Linked DNA regions of Mus musculus: region 1 is linked to region 2. The links are chromatin contacts, found by Hi-C in ENCODE. All regions are on one chromosome and are shown on one strand. The core of a region is the stretch at or near the end of the contact, and the rest is flanking DNA. Distances in the headings are between cores, read along the strand shown. Region 1 overlaps Ppcdc (phosphopantothenoylcysteine decarboxylase). Region 2 holds the start of 4930430J02Rik (RIKEN cDNA 4930430J02 gene).

Region 1 (6,362 bases), core at 118-2,617, 34 kb before region 2:
TCCTAACACGTGGCCTTGTGGGAGGTCTCTTGTCCTCAACTGACTCAGCATCTTTGGGGGCTTTGGGGCATACTGATGGTGGTTACAGGTGGAGAGGAAGCCAGGCAGAATAGCAGAATTAAGATTCTAGGAGCTGCCATAGACCAGGCAGACAGCTGGCTCTGTTAAGTGGGCATTTATGAGAAAACTGAGGGATGACATGCCTGATTGCACGGACGAGGACTTCGCGGAGCTCTTGCTGATTGCCAACCCCATATGTACTGGTGGGAGTCGTGGTCGGTGCTCTGTGCCGGTGTGCATCTTCTGAGACAGGGTCTCTGTACCTCAGGCTCCTCCTTTCCCTCTCCTTCCTCTTCTACCCTTCTCCCTTCATCCCCCAACCCTCTTTTTTTTTTTTTTTTTTTTTTTTTCTGTTTTTGAGACAGGGTCTTGCTGTGTGCCATGAGCTAGTCCCAAATTCATGCCCTCCTGCCTCAACTTTCAGTGCCGAGACTCTAGGTATTGTCACCACACCTGGCTTAATTTAACAGGTTTGATTTTTTCTTTTTGTGTTTTGTTTTGTTTTGTTTTGTTTTGCCACATTTTCCTGTTTTTCCCTTGTGGAATTTATTAGTCAGATTCCCCTCCCCTCATTGGTCTTCTGGTATTTTTTTCATAGTTTTATATTTTTGTTCAAGTATATACCAACTTTGCATTGAGTTAACTCTATTAGTTTGTTTTGTTTTGTAAAATGTTTAAGATTGCTTTTTGGCTCTTGTCTCAAGAGTCTCGCTGTATAGACTTGGCTGGTCAGGACCTCACTAAGTACATCAGCCTGGCCTTGATCTCTCAGAGATCCTATGGCCTCTGCTACCGAAGTACTGGGATTAAGGACGTGAGCCACCATGCCCAGTGCACTGCATTTTTTTTTTTTTTAATTTTTTGTTGATTCCCAGAGAATTTGACATCACGCACCCCAAATGTCTCCCAGTCCCTTCCTGTCTTCCTCCCACCCATACAGACCCCCACACCCTGCAGAGAAAACAAAACAAAATAGAATAAAAAGAAAATCTTGTGGAAGCTGTGCTGTGTCACAGTGTGTCACACATCTCCACTTGCAAATGTTCCCTGCAATGAGTCATGAGTCTGCCTTGGGGCCTCTGGCCTCTGCCACACCATCTCTACCAGATCCTCACAGGAACTTCTCCCGGATATCCTGACATTGCCTGGTGTCATAGAGATCCTGTAGCTTTGGGTCTGCAGGCCCAGCCCTTTCACAGGCTCCAGCAGATCCTAGATGAACCCTGGGTCTGGGACTGGGAGGCAGCTGGTCTGGTCAGCTCGCCAGCTCTCCTGTGCTCAAACCACCAGGGCCAGCCAGCTCTCCAGTATTGCCCTTGCTAGCTCAGCCCGTGCCTCAGCCAGTAACGGGCAGGGTCAGCTCTCCTGCTCTCAAGTCCTGGGTGGTGGCTTACCTGTGCCTTTGCCCAGGGGAGGTGCAGGACCCACTCTCCCGAGTGCTGCAGCCAGTGAGCGGCAGGGCCAGCCCTTCCAGACTCACCTGCACCCACCCCTCCACATAGGGTCTGCTCTACTTTGCTGTCCAGATGAGGTACATTGAATTTCATATTTCTTTATAATTTTAATTTCCAGGAGTTCTTTTTGGTCTCTAAATAGATCTTTAAAAAAATAGCACTATGGAGCTCTAGAGGTGGCTCACCAGTGAAGGTCCTGGCTACTCTTACAAAAGACACGGGTTCAATTCCCAGGACATGGATAGCTCATAACTGTCTGTAATTTCAGCCCTGGGGTGGGGTCTGCTTTTCTAGCCTTTGAAGGCACTGCATGCTCATGGTGCTTGGATATACATGCAGGCAAAATACCCATACACATGAAAAGAAATACAGCACTAGGTCAGCGTCTGCTGGGTGCATCCCTCAGCTCTGAGCTCTCGCCTTGCATCGTCTTGAGTTTCTGCATTTAGTTGTTTGATTTTGTTTTCTAATGGAGAGGGTTCTCTTCAAATGTCTGATATTCTTTAGCTGCGCCTATTTAGTCGTGAAAAGCTGGGTGCCCAGACTCAGTTGGGAATGAAAGATTCGGTTGGGAGCCTTCAGTATTTAGTACCTCACAATTTCTTCCCTGAAAACCCCCTAGTAGTCCAAGGGTGGTTGGGTTTTCCAGAAGGCTCCCGGGTCTCCTGCCTGTAGACACAGTGTTGCGAGCTTGGTTGGGAATGCCCGTGCCTGGGATTCCTGTAGATGACCTCTAGCCCAGGGCTGCTTGGCTGCTGGTTGACAGCTCAGAGGGCTGCTGGGCTGGGCTGCTCCTCTGCTCCCTGGGCTGCCTCCCTCCTTTCCTCTGGCGGGCTTGTTCTCATTGATGTTCTGGGTCTTGATCATTCGGTCTTCTAATCTCATCTGCTCATGTTTCCTCCCACTTTAATTTCCCAGAAGTGTGTTGATGGGTCATCACTGCTGTCATTCCCTCCTCTGTCCTTCAGAGTTTCATTTACTTTACTTGGCCGAAATGTATTATGTATTATTATTCTATTTATAGTATTGGATATCAAACAAAGGGTTCATGCGAGCTAGGCAAACACTACCACTGAGCAACACTGCCAGTTCTTTTCCTTCTTATTTTGAAACAGAGCTTTACCAAGTTCCCAAGGGGACTTCCTAGCCTCCTGCCTTAGCCTCCTGAAAAGCTGGGTTGTGGGCATGGGCCACTGTACCCAGCTTGAGTGAAGATGTGATTGTTTTTTACATGTTTATTTATTTATCTTGTATGTGTACATACACTGCATGTATGGAGAGATCAGAGGACCATTTGAGGGAGTCAGTTCTCTCTTTCCAGCATCGGATTCTAGGAATTGAACTCATGTCTAGGTTTAGTGTCAAGTGCCTGTACCCACTGAGCAGTCCTGTCAGCCCAGACAATGTGTAGTGATGTGCAGATTATTATGTATTTACATTGATCACATTTGGACCTAGTTCTGCCATCTATATTTTTTCCATGTTGGGAATTGAACCCAGGGCCTCTACGATGAGCCTATTTCCTAACTTCTTCTTTTTCCAGCCCCCCTTTTTTCCTTGGACAGTCTCACATATCCCCAGATGACTTTGAACTAGACTTCACTATTTTGCCAAATGTACCTTGAATTTCTGATCTTGCGTCTACACCTCCCTAAGTGGAGGGATCACAGGTGTGTGACACCCTGCCTGGTTTTACGCAGTGTGGGGATCAGACTTAGGGCTGTGTGCAAGAGAGACAAGCACTCTACCAACTGAGCTATATCCCCAGTCCCCTCTGGTTTTGAGACAGTGTCACTATGTAGCCTGGGCTGGCTTTGAACTCATAGTCCTCCTGCCTCTGCCTTTTGAGTGCTGAGATTGCAGGTATGTGCCACCACATGTGGCTACCCCTGGCGTTGTACTTAGTTCTTTCTACCGACTCTGTCTTCTCTCTGCTGCTTTCCCTTTTCATTCCTTTGTTATATAGACTGACTTTCCTTCTACTTGGAAAGTTACCTGTGATGGAGTTCATGTGTCATTCTCACAGTGTAACGTATTAAGCCCATACTTGAGCTTTTCATTGTCTTGACCCTTACATGGTCTCCCCTTTCGTCCATTCTCTCTGCCATTGCTCAGAACTGGCAAGGTTGTTCCTGGGTGCCGTAAGAGAGGCCACCTCAGTGAAGGTCTAGTTTAAAGCAGTGGTTCTCACTCTTCCTAACACTGTACTCCTGAATACAGCTCCTTATGTTGTGGTGACCTCAACCATAAAGTTATTTCCTCTGCTACTTCGTAACTGTCATTTTGCTACTGTTATGGATTGTAATGTAAATATCTGATATACAGATGGTCTTAGGTGACCCCTGTGATAGGGATGTTCTATCCTCAAAGGGGTTGAGACCCACAGGATGCATACCACTGGTTTAAAGGCTATCTAAAAACATCCCTGAGGTTTTGGGTATGATTAGGGATGGTAAGTAGGAGACGTGAGGCACAAGGGACAGGTGAAGAATTCTGAAAACTTTAGACCTGCGGCTACTCCTTAGCCTTCATCTTTGAGATGTCTGCTTTTTGCCCCAGCTTGGCTCTAAAGAGTTGTGCAGAGGGCTGATGAGATGGCTCAGCAGGTAAGAGTACCCGACTGCTCTTCCGAAGGTCCTGAGTTCAAATCCCAGCAACCACATGGTGGCTCACAACCATCCCTAACGATATCTGACTCCCTCTTCTGGTGTGTCTGAAGACAGCTACAGTGTACTTACATATAATAAATAAATAAATCTTTAAAAAAAAAAAAAAAAGAGCTGTGCAGAGCATGGTCCCCCCACCCCACCCCACCCCACTCTGTGTAGGGGAGAAACAGCCAAGGGAAGGGCTGGTGACCTGGCTATGTGCAGAGAGGCTCCCTCGACCTGAATCACCAAGTTCTTATCAGGCAGCCAAGTGGATGCAGCAGAATTGGAGCTGTCAGGGTTTCTCCAGCGGCCAGGATACTGAATTTCCTTTCTGAGATCTTCCAATTTATACATTCATTAAAACTTCTTACAGCTGTCTAGGCTACGTGACGGCCCATGGTCAGACACTGTGGCCTTTGCCCACAGCCATGGCTGTCAAATGATTCTTTCTGTCACCCTTGACTGGCCTTCCTCCTTGATGAATGTCCTTCCCTGAGTCAGTGCTTTAACACAGGTTAAACAGCCCCCTCATTTGCGTCAATACTTTTCCAGTGATTGACAGGGTGAAGACACTCATTCTCCCCAACGAGGGCACAGATTTTATTTTCCCAGAGCCTGTCTGCAGCCTGAGGCCCCTTCCCACACCAGACCTTGTTTCTGAAAGTAGGTGAGGGGACTCTGCTGTCTCAATGGAACATGGATTGTGGCACCGTAGGGCCCACGACTTGGCCCTGTGAGTCTCCTTGGTCACCCACCCCCCCACCCACCCCCACACACCCCCGCTGCCTACAGTAGGCTTGAGTTCCCTTCCATTCTCTGCTGCCACTGCCTCCGGCCTCAACTGCAGAGAGTCAAGAGCCGCTGGTTATATACCCGAGGCCGGAGGTGACTCATCTCTCAGCAGCCCCTTGAACAGGGAAGTGAGATGTGTGCACCTGGCAGGGCCTGGCCTTTGAGTGACAGCGGAAGTAGCTGTGTAAACATGAGGTTCATTGCTAAGGGGAAGTCCTGGTCAGCGCCAGGCTGTGAGGAGAGCATCTGCCTTCTGCCTGTACTGGCCCTCATGTGGCCTTTCCGCCTGTAGGTCTAGTAATGTTTCCATTTCTTCTCCCTTCTCTCCACTTTCTTGGTGACAGCTGGAAGTCACAGTGGTAACAACAGAGAGAGCCAAACATTTCTACAGCCCTCAGGATGTCCCCGTCACCCTCTACAGTGACGCTGATGAATGGGAGGTCAGTGTGGGCCCATTGCTTTTCTTCCAGCAGGACAGAGCTGTCTTCCCTGCAGCCTATGGCCCTGGCTGCTGGAGCACACAGCCTGGGCTCAAGTCGGTGGTCAGGGCCATCTGGGTAGAGGCGATGAGGAAAACATCTGTCTAGCTCCTGGCCTGCGGGAGGCCTGTGGTACCGCCTTCCTTAGGCAGAGCTCAGCTTTGGCCCAGTGCCCTGGGTTGTGTCCTTGTACTTATCTGGGCTGATGAAACCACAGAGGCGCTCTGTTCCCACCACCCCCATCCACGTGGCCCTCAGCATCCAGAGTGCCTCACTTCCCACGGCCGCTGGCCGTGCCTCTGCCCTCCTGCGGTGGGGTGGGCACCAGTGGAGTTGCCAGGCACGGAGTGTGGGCCTCATAGGGCTGTCCTGCCAGGACGTTTAAAACATTTCTGGCTGGGCTGCCCTTCTCCCCCTCCCCCTCCCTCTCCATTTCTCACCGCCCCAGAGTTCTTCTACTGGCTTGGACAACCCAAGCATCCGCCTCAAGCAGACAGGCCAGGAGTTCCCTGCCAGATGTCAGTTCTCCTGAAAACCAAACCATAAAGGGAATACGCTGAGAGAGACAAGGAGCGTTTGTTTCCTCAGGCCTGCTTTCTGTCAAGCTGCTGGCTCCGTGGCCGGTGCTCGCCAGCTTTGCTGTGAGAGGGGCTAGGTGGAAGTCCGAGGGAAATGGAGCTGGTTTCCTTGGCTTTTTAGCTCACTGTACCCAGCCTGTGTATGTGACCACCATCCCCTCCTCATGCACATACTGAGAGGGACTGGATTGGTGACCCCATTTCTTTTCTCTGGCAGATGTGGAAGCGCCGTTCTGACCCGGTTCTCCACATTGACCTGCGGAGGTGGGCTGACCTCATGCTAGTGGCTCCCCTCGATGCCAACACTCTGGGGAAGGTGGCCAGTGGCATCTGTGACAATTTGCTTGT
Region 2 (6,221 bases), core at 711-3,210:
GCTTTCAGGGTCACGAAAAGTTCAAGACAGTAACTAAGCCATCCTTGAAATTTTGTTTAGACAAACCAAGTCAATATCTTATCTCCTGTTTTTGCACCTGGGGTCCAGTGGTGTATGTCTTCTTTATGACATTTGGTTAATGGTTTCTGTAACCCCTTGGAATGTGCCCTAAGTTTTAGAAGTCTGCTGTTATCTCAGAAGCAATTAAGCAGTCCTGATATAAAAGGAACTTGAATGTCTCTATCTGGGTTGCCAATTCTTGGTGGACTCTGGCATGCTAGGAGTTTCTGCAGAATAAATGCTCTTTATTTTTGCATACTATCTGAGTCCAGGGTCTTCCTTCAGCGATTTTCAGACCCTTATAGGTTTAGATGTTTGTCACGGTGCCAGCTTTTCCAAGGGTAGAGGAGATCCAATTAACCCATCTTTCTTTCTTTTTTTTTTTTTTTAACACTTTTTTTTAAATTAGGTATTTTCCTCATTTACATTTTCAATGCTATCCCAAAGGTCCCCCATACCCACCCACCCCCACCCCATCTTTCTATTTTGTTATTTTTATTTTTAAAAAATGTTATGGACCAGTGATATGGTTCTTCTGGTAGAGGTACTAACTGACTCCCATAAATTGTCTGCCACACATGCACAAGTACACTTGAGTGTGCATGTGCACTGTGCTTTCACACAAACTAAATACAAATGCAATAAAATAATTTTTTTCCAGTTACTAGGAGTTGAATCCAGGTCCTCACACATGCTAGGCAACTAACAACACAATATCACTGAGCTGCACTTTTAGCTCCTTTTAAAGTTTTACTTAATTTTGGTTTTTCAAGACAGGGCTTCTCTGTAGAGCCCTGGCTGTCTTAGAACTCAGTCTGTAGACCATCTAACCTTGAACTCAGATATCTACCTGCCTCTGCTTCCTAAGTGCTTGGATTCAGGGAATGTACCACCACCACCCGGCTTAAACATTTATTTTGAAATGGTACTGCTCTGTAGTCCAGACTGGTCTTGAATTTGCAATCTTTCTTCCTCAGCCTCCCAAATAGCTCAGATCATAAGCATTTACCTCTGCTTACAGCAAAAGTAACTTTTATGATACAATAAATAGGCCAGTTGTGTGTGGTGGCCCTGTAGGATAAAAAGTTTCAGCGCATTTCCTGGCTTTGAAACCCCACCAATCCCTGAACTCGAAAACTCACCAATTTCTGGGCTCAGGACTTGAAATCCCATCAATCTCCATCCTGGAAAACTCTACCCCCAACCCTCCCCAACAAACTCTATATAGAGCCTACTTTGCCTGGCTCTCTGCTGCTCATCCCACCCCACACCCCACCCGGGACAGAGGCAGCTGCCCTTTGTGTCTTTTCCAATAAATCTCTAGTGTGAGGTTTGTTGTGAGGTGTGACTTTGTAGTATTTCTTGGTTCTCAACTGCCAGATTAAGTCCCTTCAGAGCTGTACTACTTACAAGCACTGACCAGGAATCTTAGTACTCAGGAGATTGAAACAAAACAAGAGGATCAAAAATCACGAGGCCATTTTGACCTACATACCAAAAGCCGGTCTCAAAATCAAACAAATAAAATGCAATAAACATATTTGGGAAAGACAAAAAGTAAATAATTAAAGTGAGTTTGGTAAGAGTTCAGGCACAGTGAAAGAACAAAAACCAAAGCAACTTCTTAGCAGGATCGCTCTGTGCTGTTATGTAACAATTTCCTCTGAGATTGAAACATTTTATCCTGCAGAAAGCTCCTTAAGCAGGAAGATAAACAACTCAAAATAGCTTCAGGAAGTTCCTGAAAGTAACCAGATTCATTAGGCTCCTCCTTACCATAGTAAACAATAAAAGCTAAGACAATCCCTCTCAGAGGAAAGAAACTGAGCTGCAAAGATTCTGAGACAAGATCCGCTATGTGGGAGAAGCAGAAACCAGCTGAGCGGCCTGAAAGAGATTTAAATCAGTTACTTGGAAAGGACACTCTCCACCCAGTTGAGCGGCCCAAAGGCTGCACATTGTGTTCCAAGTTCCCAGCTTTGTGAGCTGTCAGCCATGCTTGGTGATGTCAGCCATGTCTTGGTGATGCAATTGTCTTTGAGTCATTTCTGCTCCTATAAGTAACCTCTCACCCATATTCCTGTAATTAATCTCAGTAAAATTCATTAATTCACTGGATTGGACTTTATCCATATTTTGTTCTTTCTGGAGTGAGTAGGTGTGTATTGTGTCTCCCAGGAAGAGTTTGGTCACACAGTAAATGCCAGTCTGGGGTACATAGTGAGTTCCAATCCCCAGGGCTACAGAGTGAGACCTAGACCTACTATCTCCCCCCACCTCATCCTCTACCAACACACACACACACACACACACACACACACAGAGAGAGAGAGAGAGAGAGAGAGAGAGAGAGAGAGAGGATTTTAGACCTCTAAATTCTCAGTGTGATAGTTTCAATGGCCTCCATAAGTTCATATATTTGAATTTTTAGTGTTTAGTTGATGGAACTATTTGAGAAAGATTAGAAGTATGGCCTTGATGAAGAAGATTTCAAAAGCCCACATTTTTCAGTTTCTCTCTCTCTCTCTCTCTCTCTCTCTCTCTCTCTCTCTCTCTCTCTCTCTCTCTCTCTCTCTGACTAGGCTCACAGGCTACTGCTCCAGTGCTATGCCTGTCTGCCTGATGCTCACCACCACAATGATCATGGTTACCTTCTGAAACTATTAGCCCCTAAATTAAGTGCTTTCCTCTATAAGTTTCCTTGGTCATGGTGGTTTGTTTTTTTTTTTTTTTTAAGATTTATTTATTTATTTTTTTGTATATGAGTACACTGTAGCTGTTCAGATGGTTGTGAGCCTTCGTGTAGTTGTTGGGAATTGAATTTTAGGACCTCTGCTTGTTCTGGTCAACTCTACTCACTTCAGTCAACTCAGTCACTGCTCGCTCTGGCCCAAAGATTTATTTATTATTATACATAAGTACACTGTAGCTGTCTTCAGATACACCAAAAGGGGGCACTAGATCTCATTACAGGTAGTTGTGAGCCACCATGTGGTTGCTGGGATTTGAACTCAGGACCTTCGGAAGAGCATCCAGTGTTCTTACCCGCTGAGCCATCTCGCCATGGTATTTGACATGGTAATAAAAAAAAAAAAGAAAAGAAAAGCAAGATACTCAACAAATTTCTAAAATCATATTAAAATTCACAAAGCATTTTGAAAATAATGAGACATTTATATTTCACCTAGCAATTGGCAGACTCATTGTATAGAGAAATTTGGTCAGGTGACGGTGACACACACTTTTAATTCCAGCACTCTCTGTGAGTTTGAGGCCAGTCTGATCTAAATAGTGAGTTCTAGGACAGCCAGGGCTACAGAGTGAAACCCTATTTTGAGAAAGGAAAAAAAAAAAAAAAAAGAAAGAAAAAACCCCAGCAGATTTGGGTTCAGTAGTATAGAACTTACCTATCATGTGTAAGGCTCTAGGTTTGATCACCTGAATGAGTGTTCCTGGGTGAGAGTCTCTCATTAGGTAGACTAGACTGGCTTTGAACTTCTGGCCATCCAGTCCCAGCCTCCTCAGTGCTGCTGTTGCAGAATTGTGCTGGAGAGATACAAGGCACCCTGCCCTTGTCTCTGCTTTAATCCTTGGCACTGAGTCTCACACTCCCTTTCATGCTAAGTCAGCCAGCCAGCTCCCCCACCCCACCCTCGGTGCAGATGCCTCCTGCCTTTGAAGGAAGGAGAAAATTAGTGCCCTTGAAGTGATAAGGCCTCCACTCTAGAGCTATGGGGGAAGAGGCAACTAAGTGTTCCCAGACAGCTGTGGCCAGCTTGTAAAAATACACTAGCCTCTGATAATGGAATAAGTTATTTCTTCCCAGGTCAAAAAGATTCTTTTCCTGCTGTATGGTCCTGCCTTGCTGTCTGAACAAACATATTCGGTTCTGAAGGATACCATTCCTTTACCCTCTACCCAATCATGTAACACCAAGGCTCGAAAGCACCAGCTTATGCATCTCCCATATATACTCCAAACCCCTAGACGTGAGCATCGCATTCCTAACCTGCAAAGCAGGGAAAGCTGTGATCTGAGTCTGGATTCGAATAAAGGCTCTTTTGTGTACTTGCATCGGTGTTATGATCTCTGGTGGTCTCCTGGGCATAATAGTGCTACCAAGACGTCTCCCCACCCTTGTATATTAAAGCACAAATGTGTGGAAAAGGGTAACAGAAGGCAGAATAACAAATAAATCACAATGCCTGCACTTCAGCTTTTCTTTCTCTGTGGGCCATGGCTGGAAATTACAACTTAGTGAGTGAGGAGAAAGTCCTTTAACTTAATTAATTAATTAACTAATTTAATGAGGGGAGAGAAAGGGCTTAGGGTGACAGTGTCAGAAGACAAGTCCACTCTTCCTTCTACCTCTTCTCTCTCTCTCTCTCTCTCTCTCTCTCTCTCTCTCTCTCTCTCTCTCTCTCTCTCTCTCTCTCATCTGTCAGTTTCTGTCTACAGGGGATTAGTTGTCTCTAGAGCTTCTGGCTGATTCTCCTGTCTCTCTGTCCCATATCACGATAAGGATGGAGGAGAGCTACTTCATCTGGTTTTTACATGAATTCTGAGGCTCACACACTGTTCAGCAGGCTCATACAACAAACAGTTTTCCTTGCTCAGCCAGCTCTCTATCCCTGAAAGTCCTTTTAAACAAATAGTCTCCAGGTAACTTATCTATACACCAAAATAATAAGTAAATATACTAAGAAATAGATTCGTACCAGACTTATAATGTAGACAGTCACCTTCTCATTGTGTACAGCAATGAGCTAAAAACGATCACAGATCTAAAGTAAGTAACTAATATAACAAACTACAAAAATATAAAATATATACAAAAATAGAAAAATTAGTCTTGATCAAATATCTCTTAGATATGACACACACAAAAACCATGATCCACACAGATGTAATGATTCACACCTATAATCTCAGCACTTAGGTGGCTGGAGAAGAGGGATTATCCCAAGTTTCAGGCCAACCTGGGCTGTATAGCAAGACTCTGTCTCAAAAACTTAAAAAACAAAAAACAAAAACAAACAACCCCCCCCCCCCCACACACACAAAACTTTTGCTTTTCAGAAGGGAACAGAAAGAAAATAAAATATAAATTTCAAGCTGAAAGAAAATGTTAGCAATTGCTGTATCTGTTAGTGGACTGTTATGTTGTTTGTTTGTTTGGAGATAGGGTTCCTCTGTGTAGTCCTGGCTGTCCTGGAACTTGATCTGTAGACCAGGCTGACCTTGAACTCACAGAGTTCTGCTGGCCTCTGCCTCCTGAATGCTGAGGTTCAGGGGCACACCACCACCACCTGGAAGTAGATTGAGTTCTTAGAGTTGGGCATAGCAGCTCATCCCTGTAATCCCAGCATTGGAAAGACCAAACAAGAAGGATCTCTGTAGGATCATGGCCAGCATGGTTTACATAGTAAAACCCTGTCTTTAAAGGGGAAAGAGAGAAAGCAAAAATGAACTCTTACAACTCATCAGGAAAGCAAGGAGGACAAAGCATAGCTCAGAGGTAGAGTGCAGGGTTAGCATACTCCAGGCCATGAGTTCAATACCCAGTGATTTCGTGCTCTTGTGATCCCTGTCTAAATGGCCCAATTTAAAAGTAGGTAAAAGGGTAGTAGCTATTTAACCAGGGAAAATTAAATATATGCTTACCTAGTAACCAAACAATCTCATGCCTAGTTATCAGCCCCAGAGAAATGAAAACATGTGTTTCTACAAATACTTGATTCCCACAATCAAGAAACATTATTCATAATGACCTAAAATTGGTAGCAGCCCAAAAGTTTATCAACAGGAAAAAAGCCAGGCGTGATGGCACATACTTATAATCTCAGCACTTGGAGCTTGGAAGCAGTTCAAGGCTGGCCTTGTTCTATAGTGGGTCTGAGGTCAGCTGCATGTGGCCTGACTCAAACACACAGGGTTTAATATTATATTTTGGGGGGGGGGCGCGGCATTTTGTGCTGTGTCACACATGTGGAGGTCAGAGGACAACATGCAGGAGTCAATTTTCTCCTTTCACGATGTGGGTCCCAGGAATCAAACGCAGGTTGTCAGGCTTAGTGGTGGGTACTTGCCTCCTAGTGAGTCATCTAACAGTGCTCCACCTTCTTTTTAGATGTCTCTTATTTTATGTGTACGAGTGTTTT

Evidence for each region. Hi-C counts contacts between places; a loop is a spot of excess contacts on that map.
Region 1: a map of heart shows a loop between it and region 2 (2.0-fold over the local background). The contact joins the enhancer-like site here to the promoter of 4930430J02Rik in region 2. A Hi-C loop is called at or near these places in 3 of 37 maps with a recorded cell type or tissue (Patski and heart).

What each region holds. Positions count from the first base shown.
Region 1 is chr9:57,420,161-57,426,522 of GRCm38, reverse strand. Ppcdc (phosphopantothenoylcysteine decarboxylase) reads left to right here. Exons shown (of 7, transcript NM_176831.5): 4 at 5,302-5,397; 5 at 6,232-6,360. Among named protein-coding and RNA genes, the nearest start is that of Ppcdc, 17 kb to the left of the region's middle. Within about 2 kb of position 1,367, at least 1 of the 3 ENCODE cell types and tissues checked has a DNase peak (open chromatin) inside an H3K27ac peak, as active enhancers do; it is heart, where a contact is called at or near this core.
Region 2 is chr9:57,386,809-57,393,029 of GRCm38, reverse strand. 4930430J02Rik (RIKEN cDNA 4930430J02 gene) reads right to left here and starts at 1,960. Exons shown (of 3, transcript NR_040729.1): 1 at 1,837-1,960. It also overlaps a transcript of Ppcdc not described here.